3 separate regions of the Mus musculus genome follow, and all the other regions are linked to region 2. The links are chromatin loops, found by intact Hi-C in ENCODE. Cell type or tissue: gastrocnemius. All regions are shown on one strand.

Evidence for each region. Hi-C counts contacts between places; a loop is a spot of excess contacts. Peaks named below come from ENCODE experiments on the same cell type or tissue, not always from the same donor. Only the 100,000 strongest peaks of a DNase experiment are listed, where the experiment ranks them.
Region 1: it touches region 2 in a loop (6-fold over the local background); 15 of 42 quality-filtered maps call a loop at or near these places.
Region 3: a loop joins it to region 2, with 2.1 times the contacts of the local background. A loop is called at or near these places in 20 of 42 quality-filtered maps.

The regions. Positions count from the first base shown.
Region 1 is chr11:48,917,689-48,925,688 of GRCm38, reverse strand. The region is part of intron 1 of Gm12185 (predicted gene 12185); the gene reads left to right. Among named protein-coding and RNA genes, the nearest start is that of Gm12185, 5.5 kb to the left of the region's middle. In gastrocnemius, no CTCF peak of the experiment used is centred here; no DNase peak of the experiment used is centred here.
Region 2 is chr11:49,073,565-49,081,564 of GRCm38, reverse strand. It overlaps a transcript of Ifi47 not described here. Among named protein-coding and RNA genes, the nearest start is that of Ifi47, 9.5 kb to the left of the region's middle. In gastrocnemius, no CTCF peak of the experiment used is centred here; no DNase peak of the experiment used is centred here; H3K4me3 peaks cover 702 bases; H3K27ac peaks cover 1,847 bases.
Region 3 is chr11:48,993,010-49,001,009 of GRCm38, reverse strand. It overlaps Gm42074 (a long non-coding RNA gene), which reads right to left. Exons shown (of 4, transcript XR_879821.2): 4 at 7,261-7,489. It also overlaps the pseudogene Gm12186. Among named protein-coding and RNA genes, the nearest start is that of Tgtp1, 4.8 kb to the right of the region's middle. In gastrocnemius, no CTCF peak of the experiment used is centred here; no DNase peak of the experiment used is centred here; H3K27ac peaks cover 165 bases.

The sequences.
Region 1 (8,000 bases), 160 kb after region 2:
CAGGAAGGTTGATCTTACTGTTCTGTTTCAAATATATGGCCTCTAATTCTTTATGACTGTGACATACCTATAAACAAATACATGAACTCAATCTGCTGAGTACATTTAGTGTAGCTTATATACAAAGATATACAGATTAAAAAAGATAACCAGATGAACGGGAGCAGATAGTTAGACAGGCAGACAGACAGATATTAGGGCTGAACATAGGAACTAAATAACTTTGGGAATTATTTAGGGAGCTCATCGCTGGTAAGACTAACTCTGCCACTCTGCAGCTTTTTATTGCTTGTGACTCTTCACCTAAGTGTGACAATCCATGCAATTTCCCACATCCACGTAGGTATGTCCACTGGTGGCATTACTGTTCAGGTCTGTTTAATGGCCACATTGCTGAGATTTCACAAGTGTATCATTCCTGTCATATCTAGAAGACTCAGTCTTACACCAGACTTTCTGGTCTTTTGACTCTGTAGTCTTTCTGCACCCTCTTCTACAGTGTTGCCTGTCTTAGGTGTAAGGCTTATGTTGTATCAACTGAGGCTGAGCATCACACAGTCAGTTGCTGTCTGCATTGTGACTAGTTGTGGCTCTCTGACATGATCTGTGACTGCTGGGAAAAGGAGCATCTTTAATGGCTAGTGAGTGAGAGTCCCACATACCTGTGGGTATAAAGATAAGTATTGAGAAGCAGTGAGGAATTATATTTGGATGGGAAACTGGCCTAGTAGGCTCTCTTCTGAGACCCTTGACCTACATGGCCACGTAGGGTTCCTTAGGTTTTCACCTACCAGGCATGATTTTCTTCCTGTTCAGACAGCCCTGAAGTCAAACTAGACAGTAGCCTGTTATCACCAACACACAAATGCCACAATGGCACCTTTACAGTTATCTCAATGTGATGGTGGTCATTGTACTTCATAGGTGTCACAGGTAGGTAGGTTATTGCTTTCCTCCCTTGGCAACATTCCAGCACCTTCTGGTATTATGAAAACTGGTCCTCAGGAAAACACTTCTGGGTCAGATTCAGCTCAATTTCTCCAAGTTCTGTATCTGAAGTGTGTGGTGACTTCACAAAAGGGACCTTCAACTTCTGAGGCTCAAATAAGGTCAACAGCAATAGCATATATTGGGGGAGTTTCATGTACACCACTGACAAACAACTCAAAGTTTCTCCTGCCTGACAGTGAAGTTTCTGTTACTCTGTGGCTGATGGGGAAGTCATTCTCAGCCATAGGAAGTGTCATCACTTCATTTAAAGTATACACATATGTAGGCATGTGTTCCTATATGTACTATAAATAATTTAGGTAAATATGAAACAGTGATTCCTAATGTAGTCTTTTTCTATAGTTTTGTTTTAATTCTTTCTCCAAGTTTATCCTTGTGTTTTCTGGAGTATCTGAGCCAAGGTGATTTCTAGAAAAGTTATTACCTTGAAATTCTGAACTACATTACACACGCTGTTTGTCAGAGTTCTCCCAGAATGTACCCCTCAGTGCTGGCTGTGTCCACTGGATGCACAATCTCTTGGAAGCTGTGGTTCTTAGTTTGTCTTGAGTTCCAACGTCATCAACCCATAGAGCACTGTTCCGGGGAGCATACACCTTGATCTTCGGAAGAGCAGGGAGCAGGGCTCACTGGGCCCTCTTAGGAGTCTGCCTACCACAGAGGCCATGTCCCACTTCCTCTAAGACAAAAGGGGGAACTTGCAGTTGGTTGAACATTCTTTTCAAATCAGTCATTCCTCCCGTTGTCCTGTGTCATTCCCTCGTTATATGATAACCCACACAATGAGGCTAGAGTTCCAGAGGCCCTATGGACACCTTAGGAAAGGGTTCACATAAGGTTGAGGACACAGCCAGGGGAAGTATTGCTTCTTTTGCCTTGAATGTACTGCTCTGTCCTTTTAGACTGCAGTGGGTAACTGTACAGAGTCAGTGGAGTCTGACTTACACCAGCAAGTGTGAGGAAATTTCTAGGAGAAAGCAAAATCTGAACAAGAGGACTTGGTCTATCCTGGTCAGCAGTAGAAGCAGCAACTGAGAGAAGCGAGGGAAGGCAATACTGGCTCTCATGGGGGACTGGAGAGGGTCCTGCTTTACTGTACGAGCAAACAGCAAGGCTTGTCCTGCTTTAATTAATGATTAGTATTTCTCTCCTCTCTTCTCCATTCAGCTTCTGCTATACAGAGCCATGGCTTGGGCCTCCAGCTTTGATGCATTCTTTAAGAATTTTAAGAGGGAAAGCAAAATCATCTCATCATTCACCACATTCAAGTAGGCTTCATCCCAGGGATGCCGGGATGGTTCAATATATGGAAATCCATCAATGTAATCTACTACATAAACAAACAGAAAGGAAAAAAACCACATGATCATTTCATTTGATGCTGAAAAAGCATTTGACAAAATTCAACATCCCTTCACGTTAAAAGTCTTGGAAAGATCAGGAATTCAAGGCCCATACCTAAACATAGTGAAAGCAATATACACCAAACCAGTAGGCAACATCAAACTAAATGGAGAGAAACTTGAAGCAATTCCACTAAAACCAGAGACTATCTATTCCCTAACTATTAAATATAGTACTTGGAATTCTAGCTAGAGCAACTAGACAAAAAAAAAAATGAGAGAGAAAAAAATAGGTCAAAGGGATACAAATTGGAAAGGAAGAACTCTACATATCAGGATTTACAGATGTCATGAGAGGCACCAGCCAAGGGACAGCCCAGGTCCAGCTCTGGATAGGGAATACTCCCAGCTCTGCACAGTTGTGCTATCCTTAAAACATTGCTAATTGTTCAAAACTGTTTCACTGCCCCAGATAGTCCTACAAGGTAATGGGTCACAAAATGAAATAGGCTAACGTCTAAGCCCCGCTGTTGTATGAACTGCTTGTTTGAATTGCTGAGGGTCCTGCTGGAGGTCTGTAACAGAATCAAGACTTGCCAGTGCTTGGACAGGATAAGAATTAATTTGATCCCCAAATAATAACTGTGGTTATTCACTCTATAATTCTTTAGCTAACAATATTGGGGACCTTACTTAGAGAATTCCCTCTGGTTTTGTCTTGGTCAGTCTCCTTCTTAGTAAAACACCTCTAATTTACTGAAACCAAAACTCCAGCCAGACTAGTGACTGTCTGAACAACCACAGACCCATAGTATCACATAGGAAAATGCTGGAGCAAGGAAGAACAATGGATTAGCCTCCTGTCCCTACAGTCTGTGCCTCTGTGGTTAGGAAGTCTGTGTCTGGTATGGCCAGGAGTGGGGTTGGTGAGGGTGGCTTTCAATTTAATGCCACCTTGGAGTCATTTTAATAGAGAGTGGACTTCTGCGTGGGATCAGAGACCGGCACTCACAGTGAAAATGGAGGAAATGCTTCTCATCCAAATGAGTGCAAGGGGCAGGGAAGATGAGCCACAGTGCTCTCAGAGGTTCAGTGCAGCAATGCACTTTATAACCCCTAACATCAGTGAAACATTTTTGAACAATTAACAAAATTTTAAGGATAGCCCAACTGTACCAGGAAAAAATTGAGTGCGGCCAACTGACTGAGTGCTTTCAAAGTAGGAGCAACTTCCTCACAGCTTATACAAGATAAAATTGATTTTGTTTTTACAAAATGTAGCACAGTGAACTTAACACATTAATCACAATGTTCACCATTTCCATGGATTTTTCTATGAGTGGCTAGGGAGATAATCACAGGATAAAGTAACTGTCTTTCAAAGAGAAAGTTATGAGTTGGATACCCAGAATCCACATAAAAGACAGGCATAGTGGAGTGAGCTTGTAATTCCAGAACTAAGGAAGGAGAAACGCAGAACTCTGAAGCTCACTTGTCAGCCACCCTTGCCTAATTGGTGAAATATAGGCCAGTGAGTGTGTCTTTCTCAAAATAAGGAACAAGATATCTGAGAAACAACAGCATCTACACACACATGTCCACACACACAAAGAGAGAGAAAGAGAGATAGAGACAGACACAGAGACACAGAGACAGAGGCAGAGACAGAGACAGAGTAAGACAGAGAGATGAGAGAAAGAATATCAACAGAATAAGGCAGGGTTACAGCAAGTGTCTGCAATCATTGAGCCATGGGCTTACTGGATCTGAAAGGCAGTACTGCTCAGCAGTAGATGACATCATTGACAAGAGGATCTTGAGGTAGGGAAGCAGAATGGTCAGTAGGAGGGAGCCCTGACACTGGAATCAAAGGAGGCCTCCTGGTACCAGGGCAGAGGGTCCTCCATTATGGATTATTTCACTCAGGGGTTGTTCACAGAAAGGCCCTTCTCTGTCTTCTGCACCACAGAGCAACCCCAACCCAGACAGCAGCAAAGTTCCATAACACCCACACATCCTGGGTCTGTTGATCTTCTGATGCCATCTTGAACTTGGAGAAAGAAGGTGTATTGTGGGAAAATATTCCTCAGAGTCAATGCAGGGTCCTCTTTGGGGTGGAGGGTTGTTGTTGTAGTTTTTTTGTTGTTATTTTTTATTTTGGCTTTGGTTTCGGTTGAGACTGATCACAATGTGTGCCTCCTTTTCAGAGTTTTGAGCACTATTTCATAAAGGTCATTTCACCAATAAGATCCTTTGAAAGAAAAAAAAAAAGAGGACGTGGAGGAGGAAAGAGAGAAACAAAGAAATGAACAAAGAAAATCAAGTGCTTGCAGCCCTGTAGATTTATATCTGTATTGTCTGAGCTCTATTGCTTTTTATCCTGTCTGGTATCCAGGCCATACCATGTGCTTTTCTTACTGTGTTTCTGAGGCAGAGCTTGAAACCAGGACAGTGATGTCATCAGTATTTTCCCTGCCTCAGGCTTGCGTTGTCTGGGATCTTGCATGCTTTCAACCTAATATTAAGACTTTTTTTTCTATTCCTGTGAATGATGGCATTAGAATATTGATAGGAATTGCATTGAATCTGTAGATTAATTTTCATATGCCAGCCATTTTTATGACATTAATTCTTCTAATCCTATGGGATGAGTAGTATTTCTTTTTTAGTGTACTCCAATGTTTTTGAAGCTCTTAAAGGTTCAGTTATTCAGGGCTTTTCCTTTCCTGGTTACTCTTATATCGAGGAATGTTATTTGAGAAAGGTGGTGGCTAATTGTATAAATGAGATTGATTCTGTTTTCTTCTTTAGCATGTTTGTCATTGGGATGCATGAAGGTGACCAAGATTTTTATGTTGATTTTGAGTTCTGTCTCTTTCCTGAAATGATTGTAAGAGTTCTCTGAGGAAGACTTTGGATTCTATTATTGATAGAACCTCTTCCTGTGCTCAGTGTGTTTGATTGGAGGTTTTCTCAATTGACGCAACATTGGCCATATGTTTGCCATATGCCGCCTTTAGTATGTGGAGATGTGTTCTCTCCTTTCCCAGTTTTTTTAGGAACTTGTCATGAAGAACACATTTGACTTTTGTGTCAGACCATGGGCTCTTAGGAGAATTGTCCTCGGCCTGAGCTTAGGTCCTCCCACTGGGGGCCTCTTGCACACCTTGTTTTTATTTTTATTTATTTATTTATTTATTTTTTTTTTTTTTGCAAAATCTTGCTAGTGTATTGATGAGGCTGAGATGCATATTTTACACCTTGTTTTTAAAAATCTACCTAAAACTCCTGTGGCCAACATGAACTTAGGAACCATGTCTGGCTGAACATCTAATATTTTTCTATTTTCCTATAAATGTACCATCATATATAAACAAGCAGTAATGGGCCTTGGGCCTGCCCTATATATGAGTCATATGTTACCATTTGGGTTGTCCAGGACATAGACACAGCTCTGAGTTACTGGTATCAAGAGGAGCAGAGAGCAAACCTGTCATCTGCAGATGATGTTCTCAAGAAGTCTCTATAATGCCACTATTAAGATAAAAAAAAAATGCTGGTTTTTCATCTTACCTTTCCCTTAACTAGGATGATATAGGTAGAGTATTCTCATTTCTCATTACTACATAGTTTAGGTCAAGATTCTCCACAGGAGCAGAACTGCTAGATAGAATCTACATGCATTAAAGGAGATCTAATAGAGTGGCTAAGCACCTGTGATCTGGCCAGTCCAACAGTAGATGTCTCCTGAAGGGAAAGCCAAGAACTCAGTCCATGAGGCTGCCTGTCACAGCCGGCCTTCAGTGTACACTGGAAGCCCTAAGAAGTGGGCTCTAATACCAGTGAAAGAATGCCGCCGCAGCAGAATAGATAAACTTGCCAGCTTAAATGAGAGCAAGCAAGCAAAGAAGAAATGTCTCCTTCCTCCATGTCCTTAGATGTAGCCCAGAATTAGAGTAGATCTTCCAACCGCAAATGACCCAATGTAGAAAAATGCATTAGAGGGGTGCCCAGCTACTTGGGTTACAGTAAATTCCAGACAGAGACAATTTGAGCACCAAGATGAGTCATCATTTGGGGTTTGTTAAAAGACAAATCTACAACACTTACTCATGTTGGGGTCCAGAAGTTGCCCTACAAACCCCACCATACACCAGTCTCAGTCAGCCACGGATAGTTTAAGGAGCATTTGCCCCAGGACTGACCAATTAGTGCCACAGAGCAGACTTGGGAGCTGATTAACTCTGAGCCAGATTCATACAGAACTTTGAACCCTGAAATCCACAAATCTCTGTGCCAAGTTATTCCACTATTTAGGGATAAGAGACTTCCTAAAGAACATATACTTGTGGCATGCTTCTCCTGTCCTCATTGGTTGGGTGATTCAACTGTGGCAGGGTGACTTAACTTGCCTAGTATTCATGTCCCAACTTGCCAACCAGGGTGTCAGTTACCCACACACATGGAAGAAAGTAGGATATCAATTCCAAGGCAGGTCTCAAGTCCAAGCTTTTGTGGCAAACTATATAAAGCAGGTCTAATTGACCTCTGTTATGATTGGTTTCCAAGAACAATAAGGTGTAGAACATAACAGACTTTGGATTAACAGTTAGCTCAGGTAACAAAACATTCCTATTAACAGTACATGAGAAAATTTCCTTGTAACAGTCGCAAAAGCTCATGAGAAAGTTTACTTGAAATAGTGTAAAATGAATGGCTAGACAAGCAGTAGATACCCAGGCTAGAATAACTCACTTTTTCCACTATGTAGTCTTCTAGCACCTGCACCATTTGAAAAATGATACCAACACATTTTGGACGGCGAGTGTTTTGTTTTGATTTTCCAGGAAAAGTTTCTCTGTATAACACTGGATGTTCTTGAACTCACAGGACTATCCTGACCTTGAACTCATCTGCATGCCTCTGCCTCTGCCTCTGCCTCTGTAGGCCATGTTCTCCGGGCACACACACACGCACACGCACACGCACACACAGTTTTGTAAGATTAGCTTTATCCTGTGAAAGTCAACATGTGCTATTTGTGGCTCTGAGGTCCATATTCTTTTCTCTGAACAACAACTTCCAATTACACTATTTTTTTTCTGAAAAGCTCATGGTTTCATTTTTCTTCACAATTGTATAGATGTTTATTTTGTTTATGTTCCATAATGTCTTTGTCCATTCATCTACACTGAGTTGATTTCATTGTGATCATTAACACAGCATCTCTAACCACGGATGTGCTTGCATCTGTGTGGTCTGTTGACTAACAGTCCTTCACGTTGAAGTGAGTAGTGTACCTGGGACAGTGATCAATATCTGAAGGAACTGCACCAACTTTTAACAGTGAGTGTGCTTCCTCTTTTCAACATTTGTTGTTGGTAGTGGTTTCTTGGAGGTAACATTTTGAATTGCCCTTCCTCTGATAGTTCAGGAAATCGAGTAAATTTTCAAGTATGTATCAGCCATTTAGTCTTTTGACTATCTCTACATCTCATTGGCACACTAATTGATTGAATGATTTAGATTTTCACTGTTTCAGGGATTTTTACATTGTCAAAATACTCCACCATTTCCCTAGATCCCACATCATTTCTGTTGTCTCTTCTACATCACACTAAGTCTTGGAGGGGGTAACTGAGATAT
Region 2 (8,000 bases):
CGAAACTGAAACCTAGTCTGACTACAGCCCCCCTTTTTGATGGTTTAGATAAATAGGGCTCAGATCCTGGCAGAAAAGAGTAGAGAGCAAGGGCTGTGTGTGGACAAGTAAGGACAAAGAAACTCAGGGAGATCCGACTGTCCATCCCACGGTCTCCTCCTATCTATGTGCAGTTCTTCCTGGGACACCAGAACGCCACACCTCACATCTTCTCTTCTCTCTTCTCTTCTCTTCTCTTCTCTTCTCTTCTCTTCTCTTCTCTTCTCTTCTCTTCTCTTCTCTTCTCTTCTCTTCTCCCGTCCCCTCCCCTCCCCCCCTCCTCTCCCCTCTCCTCTCCTCTCCCTCTCCTCTCCCTCTCCTCTCCCTCTCTTCTCCCTCTCTTCTCCCTCTCCCGCCTTGCCCTGCCCTGCCCTGCCCTGCCCTTGTCTTCATAGACATCCTGAATCTGAGTTTCAGTTTTAGAAAAAGACCTTTCCTGAGAGGAGATCCATCACAGAAGTGTTATTGCCACCAGATCAAGGTCACCACTGCTGAGGTTAGGGTGTCTAGATTCAGCTTGTTCAATAACCCAAGATGTATGATAACATGAGGAGTGGAGCCCTGACACCAGGAAAGGAGAACTCAGAGCTTTGTACTCAGGGAGGATCCTGGGCACAGGAGTTTCCTTCAGTGGCCATCTTCTGGACTACAGAGAATCCCAGAGAAGAGGAGGCAACCCCTTCCTTCCACCTGTGTGTTATAGACCATGCTTGTCTTCTGGAGCAGTCAAGCTTGGAGAAAGATGCCAGGTTGGGATACTCAGATGCCCTTGGAGTCCGGGCTGTAGGCTCTCCTTTTGTCCCATGGAGATAAAGTCCCAGATCAGAAACAGCCACAGACAAGCTCTGCCAGATCATGTTAGGGCCTCTAGTTTTCAAAGATTCTTCTGCCCTCTGTCACTTGCTACTCTGAAGGGCCTATTTTATAGTTCTTCCTGTTTCTCTCTTGCAGTGTACAAAATGATATGCTTAATACATTCTGGATTTTCACTATAGTATGACTTCAGGAGTTTCTTTTTCTGCCCTGTATATCTGGAGTTCTACATGTATCTAGATGTGCCTTGCTGTCCCTTAATTGGGGGACATTTTTGCTAGGATTCATTGAATATATATTGGATGCTATGGGAAAGGAGTTCTTCTTCTTCTATTTTCTGGTGTTCCAAAGATTACACATGGTTTATTCATAGGTTTTTCAATTATTATGGCCAAACTTGAACAAGTCTTCCAATACTATATTATCTATATATACCTAAAACTTCAGATAATCTCTCTTTCAGGTGATCCATTGTGTTAATGTGCCTTTCCAATGAGCATTTGATTTACAAAAAAAAATAATTTTAGCCTCATATAAGACACAGGTTTCTTCAGTATTTCTTTTTATTCACTTCCATTATCATGCCCTTTGTTGACCCCTGATTGTCATTCATCTGACTGAGTCCTTTTTCCTTGATCATATTGATAATCATCCTTTTGAATTCTCTGTCTGGACCTTTACCTATGTCATTCTCATGAAAACCAGAAGAATTCCCTGGCATTTATAGTTTTTAGAGGAGATCAGCTGTCTTTGCTTTTCATATAACACTTGGCTTTGTGTTCAAATCTGATGTTGTGAGTTAGATCACTTGTTGTGGTTCTGAGTTATGCAGGAGAAGAAAGAGAAACCCTGCAGGACAGGTTAAAGCTTAGCAAGCAGCAGGGAAGGACAGTCTCTGATAGAATGAAACCCACAGAGGCTTACAGAAGCAGTTTCTTTGATTGACACACACACACACAAAAGCCATTTAGGAATTCAGTTCCCACAGACCAAAACCTCTTGCTTAATCTAGGAGTTGTCTGAAAGAATCATTACCTGAGCAATTCTCGGGCACACAAGGCTTCCTGGTTTGCCAGGTGAGTCTTGGTACTGAGGACATGCTAAGGATCTGAAATTCCCAAGAATCAGCAACCCCCAAAATCTCAGATAACTGTCACTGATTGTTTTCAAGAGCTTAACTTCACACTGTAAGTGGCCATCACTCCAAAGTAAATGCCAGGTGCAATGGCTCTTCCAGTTTGCCCACTGCATCTCTCTTTTGTTTAAACTCTATTCAGTTATCTTGGGAATTAAATTTATGTTGAAGATCATGCATCCTTCCAGTAAATACAGTGTTTTCTCTATCATGCTGTTTCACAATCTTGCACAAAGGAGCCAGTAAAGCTATAAGTAAAAAGACAAGGATAGCAGTTGCTAGACCAAGGAATCTATTTAAATGATGCACAAGATTGAAGAAAGCTAAAATATCTGCACTGCTTTCCATAACATTCACCCCAGTCATTTCAGGCAAGCTTTTTGAGAACATATTCTTAATTTCTTGTTGAAAATTATAAATCATTTAATAAGAATGAGGGTGGCCCATCAAATGCATTTTAACCTTTTTTCCAGTCATACTTGTTCTCATTGAAATTTAAAGATAAAATACAATATATAACATGCCATCACATTTAAACTTCACTTGTTCTTTGTCTCTAACTCCAGTTAGTATTAGAGCTTGTCTCAGATCAGCTATTTCATTAACCATGTCACTATTTTATTGTGTTGAGTCCAAAGTTCTGCAGAATGTTTATGCCAGTCCCTCATGAACTCGGCAGTTCAAATTACTTTATGAACCGCTGATCTACCTGCAGTGTATCAACAGTAGCTAAAGCAATAATCCCCATAGCTACAGCAACAAACACCCCAGTCATCCTACAAGTTCTTCTTAATACTCTCATCAAGTATTAAAAATCATCACAGGTGAATTTTGCCATGGTCTTGACAATCTTACCGCCTTCTGGACAGCTGGCTTTGCTCTAAGAAAGCACAAACTTTCTGAAGTGACATTTAAGGACATACTAGAATTAGCACAGCTATGAAGAGTCCGATAGTCACAAGGGATACTATAATCATTAGGCTGGCACTGGACAGGCCTTTTCAGTAGCAAATTAGGGAATGATATCCATACTACAAAGGGGTGACATAGATTTAAGCTAAAGGTCAAAGACGACAAACCATCATTAATGTTTAAACTCCTTTTCCATGCTTTAGGAGGGTAAAAGGCACTTGTTAATTTCCAGAAATAAGTCTGCACTGGATGGTCAGATTGCAGGAGAGCACTGACAGTCCAACTCCATGCCATCAAATACATTCATTAACAGTAGAACTAATTTCCACAGTTCCAATTGAACTCTACTGTTGCAGTCTAAATTCTGAGTAAGACCATTTTCCTGAAGAAAGCCATAAGAGCTCCAATCAATGGTTTCTTCAGAGGAGATGTCAACAAGCATCCAAGGGTGCTCCCTTTAACATTTCTGCCTCTGTATCCAGTCTAATGCCTTGTCAGTAATCCACATATCACAAGGCGAAATGTCAGATTTATGGAACTAGTAGCAATAATCTTCTATCATCCTCTAAAGGCATGTAAAATTTATTATGAAAATTCTAGGTAGCATCAACTATGGACAACCATAACTTGAAAAGTTCTATGTAGACTTTGAGTTCTATTTACCCATAAAATAGGAGTTCCTTGCACTCCCACAGTATAATTCATGATTTCTGTACCCTGCTCCATAGGCTTAGCACTTCTCCAGTTGTCATAAGGATCAGGGAAACAAAAAGATTGACTAACCACCAAGGGAAGATCTGTATCCCCCCCCCCAATTTACTTCTATGTTAATTATAGAATTAGGAGTATAGGCCCAGTGTGTATCCTTGGTCCCCATTGCTGTATAACATCCACAGACAGCATACCAAGGAACAAAGTTGTACCATTCAAAGGTTTTGTCAAATTTTTATCAATTCTGATAGTGACCACAACACTTGGTTTCAATTCTGATGTCAAAACATAATGATTATTTATCAAACATTCATTGTAAAAATAAAGGATTGCAGACTGTTCCTATAGACCAAGCCACATCGGAACAACAAAGCATGAGAAGTGTCACAGAGACTGTGAACAATGCGATGTGTCTTTGTGTGTATGTGTGTGCAATGTGTGTGTGTGTGTGTGTGTGTGTGTGTGTGTGTGTGTGTGTGTGTGTAAAGATATATATTTAGGCTTGGTTGGCTATAACATAGAATACATACATATTGTATCTAATATATATTACATGTAATATATTGAGTGGCTCTTACTCATTTCACTACATTGTTAAGGACAGTCACTGTCAGCCCCTGCCCATGAGAAACTGTGAGCACCAGCCAGGAGACAACCCAGGTCCAGCTCTGGATAGGGAATACTCCCAGCTCTGCACAGTTGGGCTATCCTTAAAACATTACTAATTGTTCAAAACTGTTTCACTGCCCCTAGATAGGCCTACAAGGTAATGGGTCACAGATGAAACAGGCTAATGTCTAAGCCCTGCTGTTGTGTGAACTGCTTGTTGGAATTGCTGGGGGTCCTGCTGGAGGTCTGTTACAGAATCAAGACTTGCCAGTGCTCGGGCAGGATATAAATTAATTTGATCCCCAAATAATAACTGTGGTTATTCACTCTATAATTCTTTAGCTAACAATATTTGGGACCTTACTTAGAGAATTTTCTCTGGTTTTGTCTTGGTCAGGCTCCTTCTTAGTAAAACACCTCTAATTTACTGAAACCAAAACTCCAGCCAGACTAGTGACTGTCTGAACAACCACAGACCCATAGAATCACATAGGAAAATACTGGAGCAAGGAAAAACAATGGATTAGCCCCTTGTCCCTACAGTCTGTGCCTCTGTGGTTAGGAAGTCTCTGCCTGGTGTGGTCAGGAGTGGGGTTAGTGAGGGTGGCTTTCAATTTAATACCACCTTGGAGTCATTTGGATAGAGAGTGGACTTCTGCGTGGGATCAGAGACCGGTACTCACAGTGAAGATGGAGGAAACGCTTCTCATCAAAATGCAGTGCAAGGGTCAGGGAAGATGAGCCACAGTGCTCTCAGAGGTTCAGGGCAGCAATGCAGTTTATAATGCCTAACATCCGTGAAACATTTTTGAGCAATTATCAAATTTTTAAAAATAGCCCAACCATACCAGGAAACATTGCATCCGGCCAGCTAACTGAGTGCTTTCAAAGTAGGAGCAACTTCCTCATGGCTTATGCAAGATAAAAATGAGTTTCTTTTTACAAAATGTAGCACACTTAACACATTAATCACAATGTTCACCATTTCCATGGATTTTTCTATGAGTGGCTAGGGAGATAATCACAGGATAAAGTAACTGTCTTTCAAAGAGAAAGTTATGAGTTGGATACCCAGAATCCACATAAAAGACAGGCATAGTGGAGTGAGCTTGTAATTCCAGCACTGAAGAAGGAGGGAGGTGGATCCCTGAAGCTCCCTTGTCAGACACCCTTGCCTAATTGGTGAAATATAGGCCAGTGAGTGTGTCTTTCTCAAAATAAGGATATCTGAGAAACAACAGCATCTACACACACATGTCCACACACACACACACACACACACACACACACACACACACACACACAAAGAGAGAGACAGAGACAGAGACAGACACAGAGACGGACACAGAGACAGAGACAGAGACAGAGACAGAGGCAGAGACAGAGACAGAGTAAGACAGAGAGATGAGGGAAAGAATATCAACAGAATAAGGCAGGGTTACAGCAAGTGTCTGCAATCATTGAGACATGGGCTTACTGGATCTGAAAGGCAGTACTGCTCAGCAGTAGATGACATCATTTGACAAGAGGATCTTGAGGTAGGGAAGCAAAATGGTCAGTAGGAGGGAGCCCTGACACTGGAATCAAAGGAGGCCTCCTGGTACCAGGGCAGAGGGTCCTCCATTATGGATTATTTCACTCAGGGGTTGTTCACAGAAAGGCTCTTCTCTGTCTTCTGCACCACAGAGCACCCCCAACCCAGACAGGAGCAAAGTTCCATAACACCCACACATCCTGGGTCTGTTGATCTTCTGATGCCATCTTGAACTTGGAGAAAGAGGGTGTATTGTGGGGCCATATTCCTCAGAGTCAATGCAGGGTCCTCTTTGGGGTGGAGGGTTGTTGTTGTAGTTTTTATTGTTATTTTTTATTTTGGCTTTGGTTTTGGTTGAGATCTTGCATGCTTTCAACCTAATATTAAGACCTTTTTTTCTATTCCTGTGAATGATGGCATTAGAATATTGATAGGAATTGCATTGAATCTTTAGATTAATTTTCATATGCCAGCCATTTTTATGACATTAATTCTGATCACAATGTGTGCCTCCTTTTCATTGTTTTGAGCACTATTTCATAAAGGTCATTTCACCAATAAGATCCTTTGAAAGAAAAAAAAAGAGGACGTGGAGGAGGAAAGAGAGAAACAAAGAAATGAACAAAGAAAATCAAGTGCTGCAGCCCTGTGGATTTATATTTGTTTTGTCTGAGCTCTCTTGCTTTTTATCCTGTCTGGTATCCAGGCCATACCATGTGCTTTTCTTACTGTGTTTCTGAGGCAGAGCTTGAAACCAGGACAGTGATGTCATCAGTATTTTCCCTGCCTCAGGCTTGCGTTGTCTGGGATCTTGCATGCTTTCAACCTAATATTAAGACTTTTTTTTCTATTCCTGTGAATGATGGCATTAGAATATTGATAGGAATTGCATTGAATCTGTAGATTAATTTTCATATGCCAGCCATTTTTATGACATTAATTCTTCTAATCCTATGGGATGAGTAGTATTTCTTTTTTAGTGTACTCCAATGTTTTTGAAGCTCTTAAAGGTTCAGTTATTCAGGGCTTTTCCTTTCCTGGTTACTCTTATTTCGAGGAATGTTATTTGGGGAAAGGTGGTGGCTAATTGTATAAATGAGATTGATTCTGTTTTCTTCTTTAGCATGTTTATCATTGGGATACATGACGCGACCAAGATTTTTAAGTTAATTTTGAGTTCTGTCACTTTCATGAAATGATTGTAAGAGTTCTCTGAGGAAGACTTGGGGTTCTATTATGAATAGAACCTTATATTATCTTTGACTCTTGCCTTTTCTATTTATAGTTTTTTTCCACTTGTTTTTTTATTGTCCTAGCTAAGACTTCAAGTACTGAACTGAATAAAGAATGGATAATAAAGGAGGTTTACTCATTTGGCACAACGTGGGCCATATGTTTGCCATATGCAGCTTTTAATATGTTGAGATGTGTTCTCTCCTTTCCCAATTTCTTTAGGAACTTGTCATGAAGAACATGTTTGATGTTTGTGTCAGATCATGGGCTCTTAGGAGAATTTTCCCTGGCCTGAGCTTAGGTCCTCCCACTGGGAGCCTCTTGCATGCCTTGTTTTTAAAAATGTACCTAAATCTCCTGTGGCCAACATGAACTTAGAAACCATGTCTGGCTGAACATCTAATATTTTTCTATTTTCCTATAAATGTACCATCATATATAAACAAGCAGTAATGGGTCTTGGGCCTGCCCTATATATGAGTCATATGTTACCATTTGGGATGTCCAGGACATAGACACAGCTCTGAGTTACTGGTATCAAGAGGAGCAGAGAGCAAACCTGTCATCTGCAGATGATGTTCTCAAGAAGTCTCTATAATGCCACTATTAAGATAAAAAAATGCTGGTTTTTCATCTTACCTTTCCCTTAACTAGGATGATATAGGTAGAGTATTCTCATTTCTCATTACTACATAGTTTAGGTCAAGATTCTCCACAGGAGCAGAACTGCTAGATAGAATCTACATGCATTAAAGGAGATCTAATAGAGTGGCTAAGCACCTGTGATCTGGCCAGTCCAACAGTAGATGTCTCCTGAAGGGAAAGCCAAGAACTCAGTCCATGAGGCTGCCTGTCACAGCCGGCTTTCAGTGTACACTGGAAGCCCTAAGAAGTGGGCTCTAATTCCAGTGAATGAATGCCGCCGCAGCAGAATAGATAAACTTGCCAGCTTAAATGAGAGCAAGCAAGCAAAGAAGAAATGTCTCCTTCCTCCTTGTCCTTTTATGTGGGTTG
Region 3 (8,000 bases), 81 kb after region 2:
AGGAGAGTAGACTGGGTTCTGAGCTGCAGAGAAATATGAAGGCATTCCCTGGATATATGGAAACATGTGTACCAACGTGTTTGGTGCAAGGCATGACAGGGTTTTCAGGAATGACAGATGGTACAAAGGTGAAGGTCTGATAGGGAAGTGACAATGATGCGAATAATGGTATAAATTGTACCCGGGGACAGATGGTGGGTATAAAGTGACAAACTGTATCCTGGGTGGTCACAACACCCATGTATGCTCACCCCAGGTATGGAGCCACTACAGACCAACATACAGATACCACCAAAGTTCAACTTTATGAGCCAGTGGGTTTTATCGGGGTTTCTAACACAGCAGGAAATACTCAAGACAGTTTCATCACCAAGGCTCACCCCTGCATGAGTGACAGCTCAGGAAAGCTGGGGCCCTGGAGCAGCTCAGCAGGTCAGAGAGCATCCTTTACAAGTGATTCTGCTCTAACCCTCTTCCAGGCAGCTTACTGGGTTTCTGCTTCTTCCAGGAAGCTGGTCTGGATGCTGAGTCTTCTCTGCAGCTCAGCTTCATTAGTCTGAGAGGGACTCTCAGCCTTTATGGCTTACTCTGGTGGGAAGGTTCTAGTTAAACTAGTCAGTTTCAGTGCTTCTGGTTCTGTCTGCCCAGGCCTGAGCCCTCATTCTCTGTGTGTGGGGGCTTCAAGGGTGGGGTGTCTGTGTGTGTGTGTGCTGGTTCAACTGGCTGTCAGCATGTAGGAAAACACAAATTGACCCATTCTTATCTCCATGTACAAAACTCAAGCCCAAGTGGATCTAGGACCTCCACATAAAGCCAGATACACTGAAACTTATGGAGAGAAAGTGGAGAAGAGCCTGGAACACATGGGCACAGAGGAAAAATTCCTGAACAGAACACCAATAGCTTATGCTCTAGGATCAAGAATCAAAAAATTTGACCTCATAAAATTGCAAAACTTTTATAAGGCAAAGGACACTGTCAATAGGACAAAAAGGCAAACAGAAGATTGGGAAAACACCTTTACCGATCCTACATTTGATAGAGAACTAATATCCAATATATACAAGGAAATCAAGATATTAGATTCCAGAGAATCAAATAACTCTATTTTTATTTTTTTTAACTCTATTTTTAAAATGAGGTACAGGGCTGGTAAAATGGCTCAGTGGTTAAGAGCACCAACTGCTCTTCCAGAGGTCATCAGTTCAAATCCCAGCAACCGCATGGTGACTGACAACCATCCATAACAAGAAACAAATAAAGAACCTATGGGCTGTACCAAGCAGGCCAGAGAAAGAGGTAGAAAGGGAAGGAGGAAAAAATAAAGTTTTTTTTTTAATGTACTTTTAAAAAAGCTATTTAAAAATGAGGTACAGCTAAACAAAGAATTCTCAACTGAGGAATACTGAATGGCTGAGAAGTACCTAAAGCAATGTTCAACATCCCTAGTTATCAAGGAAATGCAAATCAAAACAACCCTGAGATTCCACCTCACACCAGTATGAATGGTTAAGGTCAAAAACTCAGGTGACAGCAGATGCTGGCAAGGATGTGGAGAAAGATGAATACTCCTCCATTGTTGGTGGGATTGCAAGCGGGTACAACCACTGTGGAAATCAGTCTGGCAGTTCCTCAGAAAAATTGGACATAGTATTGCCTGAGGACCAAACTATACCTCTCCTGGGCATATACCCAAAAGAGTCTCCAACATATAACAAGGACACATACTGTACTATGTTCATAGCAGTCTTATTTATTTATTTATTTTTCATTTTTTAGTAGATATTTTCATCATTCACATTTCAAGTCCTATCCCCAAAGCCCCCTATTCCCTCCCCCGACCATGCTCCCAACCCACCCACTCCCTTTTCCTGGCCCTGGCATTTCCCTACACTGGAGCATATGACCTTTGCAAGACTAAGGACCTCTCCTCCCATTGAAGGCCAACTAGGCCATCCTCTGCTACATATGCAACTACAGACACAGTACTGGAGGGTACTGGTTAGTTCATATTGTTGTTCCTCCTTTAGCTCCTTGGGTACTTTCTCTAGCTCCTTCATTAGAGACTCTGTGTTCCATCCAATAGATGCCTGTGAGCATCCACTTCTGTATTTGCCAGGCACTGGTATAGCCTCACAAGAGAGAGCTATATCAGAGTTCTGTCAGTAAAATCTTTCTGGCATATGCAATAACGTCTGGGTTTGGTGGTTGTATATGTGATGGATCCCTGGGTAGGACAGTCTCTGGATGGTCCTTCCTTTTGTCTCAGCTCAGAACTTTGTCTCTGTAACTCCTTCCATGGGTATTTTGTTCCCCATTCTAAGAAGGTGCAAAGTAGCCACACTTTGATATTCCTTCTTCTTGAGTTTCATGTGTTTTGCAAATTGTATCTTGGGTATTCTAAGTTTCTGGGCTAAAATCCACTTATCAGTGAGTGCATATCAAGTGACTTCTTTTGTAATTGGGCTACCTCACTCAGGATGATATCCTCCAGATGCATCCATTTGTCTGAGAATTTCATGAATTTTCTGTTTTTAATTGCTGAGTAGTACTCCATTGTGTAAATAAACCACATTTAGCAGTCTTATTTATAAGACTTCCTTCAACAGAGTAATGGATATAGAAAATGTGGAACATTTACATAATGGAGTACTGCCCACCATTTAAAACGATGAATATATGAAATGCTTAGGCAAATGGATGAAACTAGAAAATATCATCCGGAGTGAGGTAACCCAATCACAGAAGAACACACATGGTACAGATTCACTGAGGAGTGGATATTAGCCCAAAAGCTCGGAATAACCAAGATACAATTCACAGACCACATGAAGCTCAAGAGAAGAAAGAACATACTGTGGATGCTTCAGTCCCTCTTAGAAAGGGGAACACCCTTATAGAAGTAGGGAGATGAGGAACGAGATGGGTGCTTCCAGGAGGGGAGGAGCCACCAGGAAAGGGGAAAATATTTGAAATATAAATAAAGAAGAGGCCAGCAGAGGCAGCAAGCAGAGCAGCCCCAAACTGAGCCCTCTCCTGCCTGCCTGACCTCTGCTCCCCTCCACCTGTCCCCATCTCTTTCTCCCTTCCTTCTCCACACCCCCCTCCTCTGCCCACTAGTGGGGGGGGGGGGCTTGGCTTCCTACCCGCCAGTATTGATCCACCCCACACATACCCCACCCCTGGTCTCCTGCCCTTCCCCTTCCTGCCTGCTCCCCTTTTCTCCTCAGTGGACTTGTGCCTCCAGTGACCAAAGACTTGACTACTCAAAGTCCAGCTCCCTGTAACTGCTAGACGTGGACACCAGTGTGATTGAAGGTTTATAAACTGTCACTCTCGCCATCAAGCTACTTAAGCATGGAAAGGAAGTTGGCAGTATCATACAAAAGAAAGGAGAATCTGTTAAGATGCACTGCACGAGAAGACTGGTGCACTTATCAACATCTCAGAAGGAATTGTCCTGGGAATATTATCACTTTGTCTCGACAGACTAATGTCACTTCAAAGCCTTGCAATGATCATTGACAAACTGGAAGAGGACATAAGCAGCTCTATGACCAATAGCACAGCTGCCAGTAGACCCCCGGTTACCTTACATCTGGAGGTTCCTGCTAGTCAGTCTCTCTCTCTCTCTCTCTCTCTCTCTCTCTCTCTCTCTCTCTCTCTGTCTCTCTGGTTTTTTTGAGACAGTGTTTCTCTGTGTGTCTTGTGTGGCTCTCTTATTGGAAAAGGTGGTTGCAAGATCAAGGAAATAAGAAATAAGAGAGAGAACAGGGGCTCAGGTCCAGGTGGCAGGGGATATGCTCCTTAACTCAAGTGAGCAGGCAATAACTATTGTTGGCATTTCACAATCCATCATTGAGTATGTGAAACAGATCTGCATGGCCATGTTGGAGTCCCCCTGAAGGGCGTGACCATCCAGTACAGGCCCAAGCCCTCCAGTTCTTCAGTCATCTTTGCAGGTGGTCAGGCCTATACCATTCAAGGACAGTGTACCATTCCACAGCCAGATTTGACCAAGCTGCACCAGTTGGCAATGCAACAGTCTCATATTCCCATGACCCATGGCAACACCAGATTCAGTGCAGGTTTCGATGCATCTGCTCAAACTACTTCTCATGATCTCACCATTCCAAATGATTTGATTGGCTGCATAATCGGATGTCTGGGGGCCAAAATCAATGAGATCCATCAGATGTCTGGGGCACAGATCAAAATTGCAAACCAGAGGAAGGATCTACTGATAGGCAGGTTTCTATCACTGGATCTGCTGCCAGCATTAGCCCTGCTCAGTATGTAATCAATGTCAGGCTTTCCTCAGAGACAGGGGGCAGGGGGAACAGAGCAGATTCACCCATAATCCCTTTCTGCTGGTCACCACCACCTATGATGCATCTGTGTAGTTTCTGAACAGCCAACCATTCCAGGTTTTAAAATAGTTTGTAAATTTTCAGTTTCTACACACTATATCATCCACTCATGATATTTTAACTGAAGTGTTTTAATTCCTTTATCTGTTCATCAGTTACGCTGAGATATCCATATTTATAAGCTTCTCCCCCTTTTTCTTTTTTTTTGGGGGGGGGGGTTGGCTCATGAATTTCTGTTTGTCATGGAAATGTAAGAGTGGATTATTAATACATTTCAGTTTAGTTCTGTAATGTCAGGAATTTTTCAAAAAAAAAATCCTAAAAGATGGACTGGACCTTTTCCTTTGTGATTAGAAACTGGATACCACAGTGACTTAATTGGGTATTGTTCCTGTCTGATGTTATTTCTATACCTTTTTACCTTCATAGAGACTGATTCAGTTTAAATAGAATTAATGGACTTCAAAAAATGAAAAGAAAATATCCAATAAAAATGTAAAAAGAAAATATTGCTGGTTGTTGAAAGATATTTCACTGACAAAGCTATTTCTTTTCCTTCGTTCTTTTTTTCTTTTTTTAATTGAGTATTTTCTTTATTTACATTTCAAATGTTTTCCCTTTCCAGTTCTCCCCTTCAAACCCCCCCCCCCGATCCCATCCACACTCCCCCTGCCCCTATGAGGGTGCTCCACCACTCACCCACCCAGCCCCATCTTCCTGCCCTAGCATTCCTTTACACTGGGTCATCTGTGGAAACACACAGGCCCAAGGGCCTCTCCTCCCTCTGATTCCAACAAGGCCATCCTCTGACACATATGCAACCAGACCCATGGATCCTTCCATGTGTGCTCTTTGGTTGATGGTCCAGTGTCCCAAAGCTCCGGAGGGTCTTGTGGTTGACACTGTTGCTCCCTCCATGGGGCTGCAAACCCCCTCAGCTCTTTCAGGCCCTCCTCATCTCCTACATCGGGGACCTCAGGTTCAGTCCAATGGTTGGCTGCAAGCATCTGCCTCTGTGTTTTCAGACTCTGGCAGAACCTCTCAGAAGACAGCCATATTAGGCTCCTGTCAGAAAGTACTTCCTGACATCTGGGTTTGGTGACTATATGTGAGATAAAATATTCCACAAAATAGAAACAGAATGAATACAACCCAATTTGTCCTATGTGGCCACAATTAGACTTATACCTAATTTACACCAAAAAACAACAAGAGGACTTCAGACCAATTTCCCTTAGAAATATTGATACAAACACACTCAATAAAATTCTCTCAAAATGGATCCAAGAACACATCAAAATGATCATTCACCACATTCAAGTAGGCTTCATCCCAGGATGGTTAAATATATGGAAATTCAACAACGTAATCTACCACATAAACAAACTGAAAGGAAAATAACTGCATGATGATTTCATTTGATGCTGAAAAAGCATTTGACAAAATTCAACATCCCTTCACGGAAAGATCAGAAATTCAAGGCCCATACCTAAATATAGTGAAAGCAATATACACCAAACCAGTAGGCAACATCAAACTAAATGGAGAGAAACTTGAAACAATTCCACTAAAACCAGAGACTATCTATTTCCTAACTATTAAATATAGTACTTGGAATTCTAGCTAGAGCAACTAGACAAAAAAAAAAAAGAGAGAGAGAGAGAGAGAGAGAGAGAAAGAGAGAGAAATAGGTCAAAGGGATACAAATTGGAAAGGAAGAACTCAAAATATCAGGATTTGCAAATGATATGATAGGATACTTAAGGGACCCCAAAATCTACACCTGAGAACTCCTGCAGCTGATTAACAACTGCCCCGGCTATTTCTACAAGAATGGGAGGCAAGATTAAACAGGCTATCTGAGAAGCTTTGCTTACTGGTGAACTCCCTGCTAGCTTGCTAGCTAGCTTGCTTGCTTGCTTGCTTGGTTGCTTGCTTGCTTGCTTGGTTGCTTGCTTGCTTGCATTCTTGGTTGGCTAAGTCACCTGCTGGAGGTCTGGTTCAGAATCAAGCCTCACCCAAACCCAGACAAGAATGAGTTAATTTACCCAAAATATTAACTTTTTGGGCTTTCCCTGTATAATCCTTTAGCTGACTATAGCTGGGGCCTTAGCTAGAAAACTCTCTGGTTTTGTCTAAGCCAGTCTCTTTTTAATAAAAAGGCTCTAATTTGCTTAAAGCAAAACTTAAGTCGTGCTGCAAAATCTCTAAACCCAAGACCCACACTAGGACAGTCTTCCCAGAGGTAAAAGCCATCACATGAGTTAGCATTCTCCCAGAGGAATCCAGAGGGGCAGAACAGCTTGGCACGTTTGTGACCTTATCTAACCTGTGAATGTGGGAGTTGCCCCTTGATTCCTACAAACTAGCCATTTCCTGGAACTGAAACTGAATCTTACTCTGACTCCTCCTTGTGTGGTTTATATAAATAGGGCTTAGATCCTGGCAGAAAAGTGTAGAGAACAAGGGCTGTGTGTGGTTCAGTACGTGCCTTAGCCAGCCATGCAAGCCAAAGTATCTACCATGAACTGTGCTAAAAGGGTCACCCCTCAGATACAATAAGGCCTTCTGTTGAACCTTAAACAACTTGACCCATCTAAAGGAGGCCTTATCTAAAGGAGAATATATGGAGTGGGGCATTCCTTCTAGGCTCTGCCCAAGTTACCTGGTAATAGCCATGTATTCCTCACTATAAAAGGGTGCTGTTTTGCGCGCGCGCGCGCGCACGCGCACGCGCGCACACACACACACACACACACACACACACACACACACACACACACACACCTCTTATCCTGTCCTGCGGGATTCAGTTATTCATGGGTGGGAGGGGGACTGCAAACCTGGAAGGAGATGGGAGGAAGGGAAAGAAAGAAGGAGACCAAGCAAATTTGTCAATGTCTCCGTTTATTATGCTGAGGTGCCTTGTTTTAAAGCATACATCACGGGGAATAGGGAGGGTCGAGGGGGAATTTTACAAAGAACAAAGAAGCAGGCATCTGCTGACATGGGGACTGAAGTCAGGCGCTAGGCAGCGGGCACTCTGCATCTTATCTCTGGAACATAGATCCTCCTTGACAGCCTTGGGTGTCAGGCCGGGCTCAGGCGTAACTCGTGTCCTTGGATGGAATATGGGAGTCAGGAAGAGATAGGGAAGAGGGGACTATAATTCAGCTTTTACAGGCTCAGGTGCCAGGAAGGGAATAGGGAGGAGGGAGTGACAACAGGCTCCTATCACGAGGCCATTTGGCCTGTCAGGGAGATTGTGAAGGGCTCGCTTTCTCACGGGATGGTCTCTGACAACACCTCACTCTCTTACTCACTCTAACCCTAACTCTTTTACTCTCTTCTCTCTCTGTCCCTTCTCTCCCCAATCCCCTCCCTGCTCTTTTTCATGGGTTCATGGCTGGCCTCTACTCCTCTCCCCTCTCCCCTCTCCCCTCTCCCCTCTCCCCTCTCCCCTCTCCCCTCTCTCCTCTCCCCTCTCCCCTCTCCTCACTCCTCTCTCCCCTCTCCTCTCATCTCCCCTCTCCCCTCTTCCCTCTCCTCTCCTCTCATCTCCCTTCTCCTCCCATCTCCCTTCTCCTCCCCTCTCCCCTCTCCTTTCATCTCCTCTCTCCTATCTTCTCT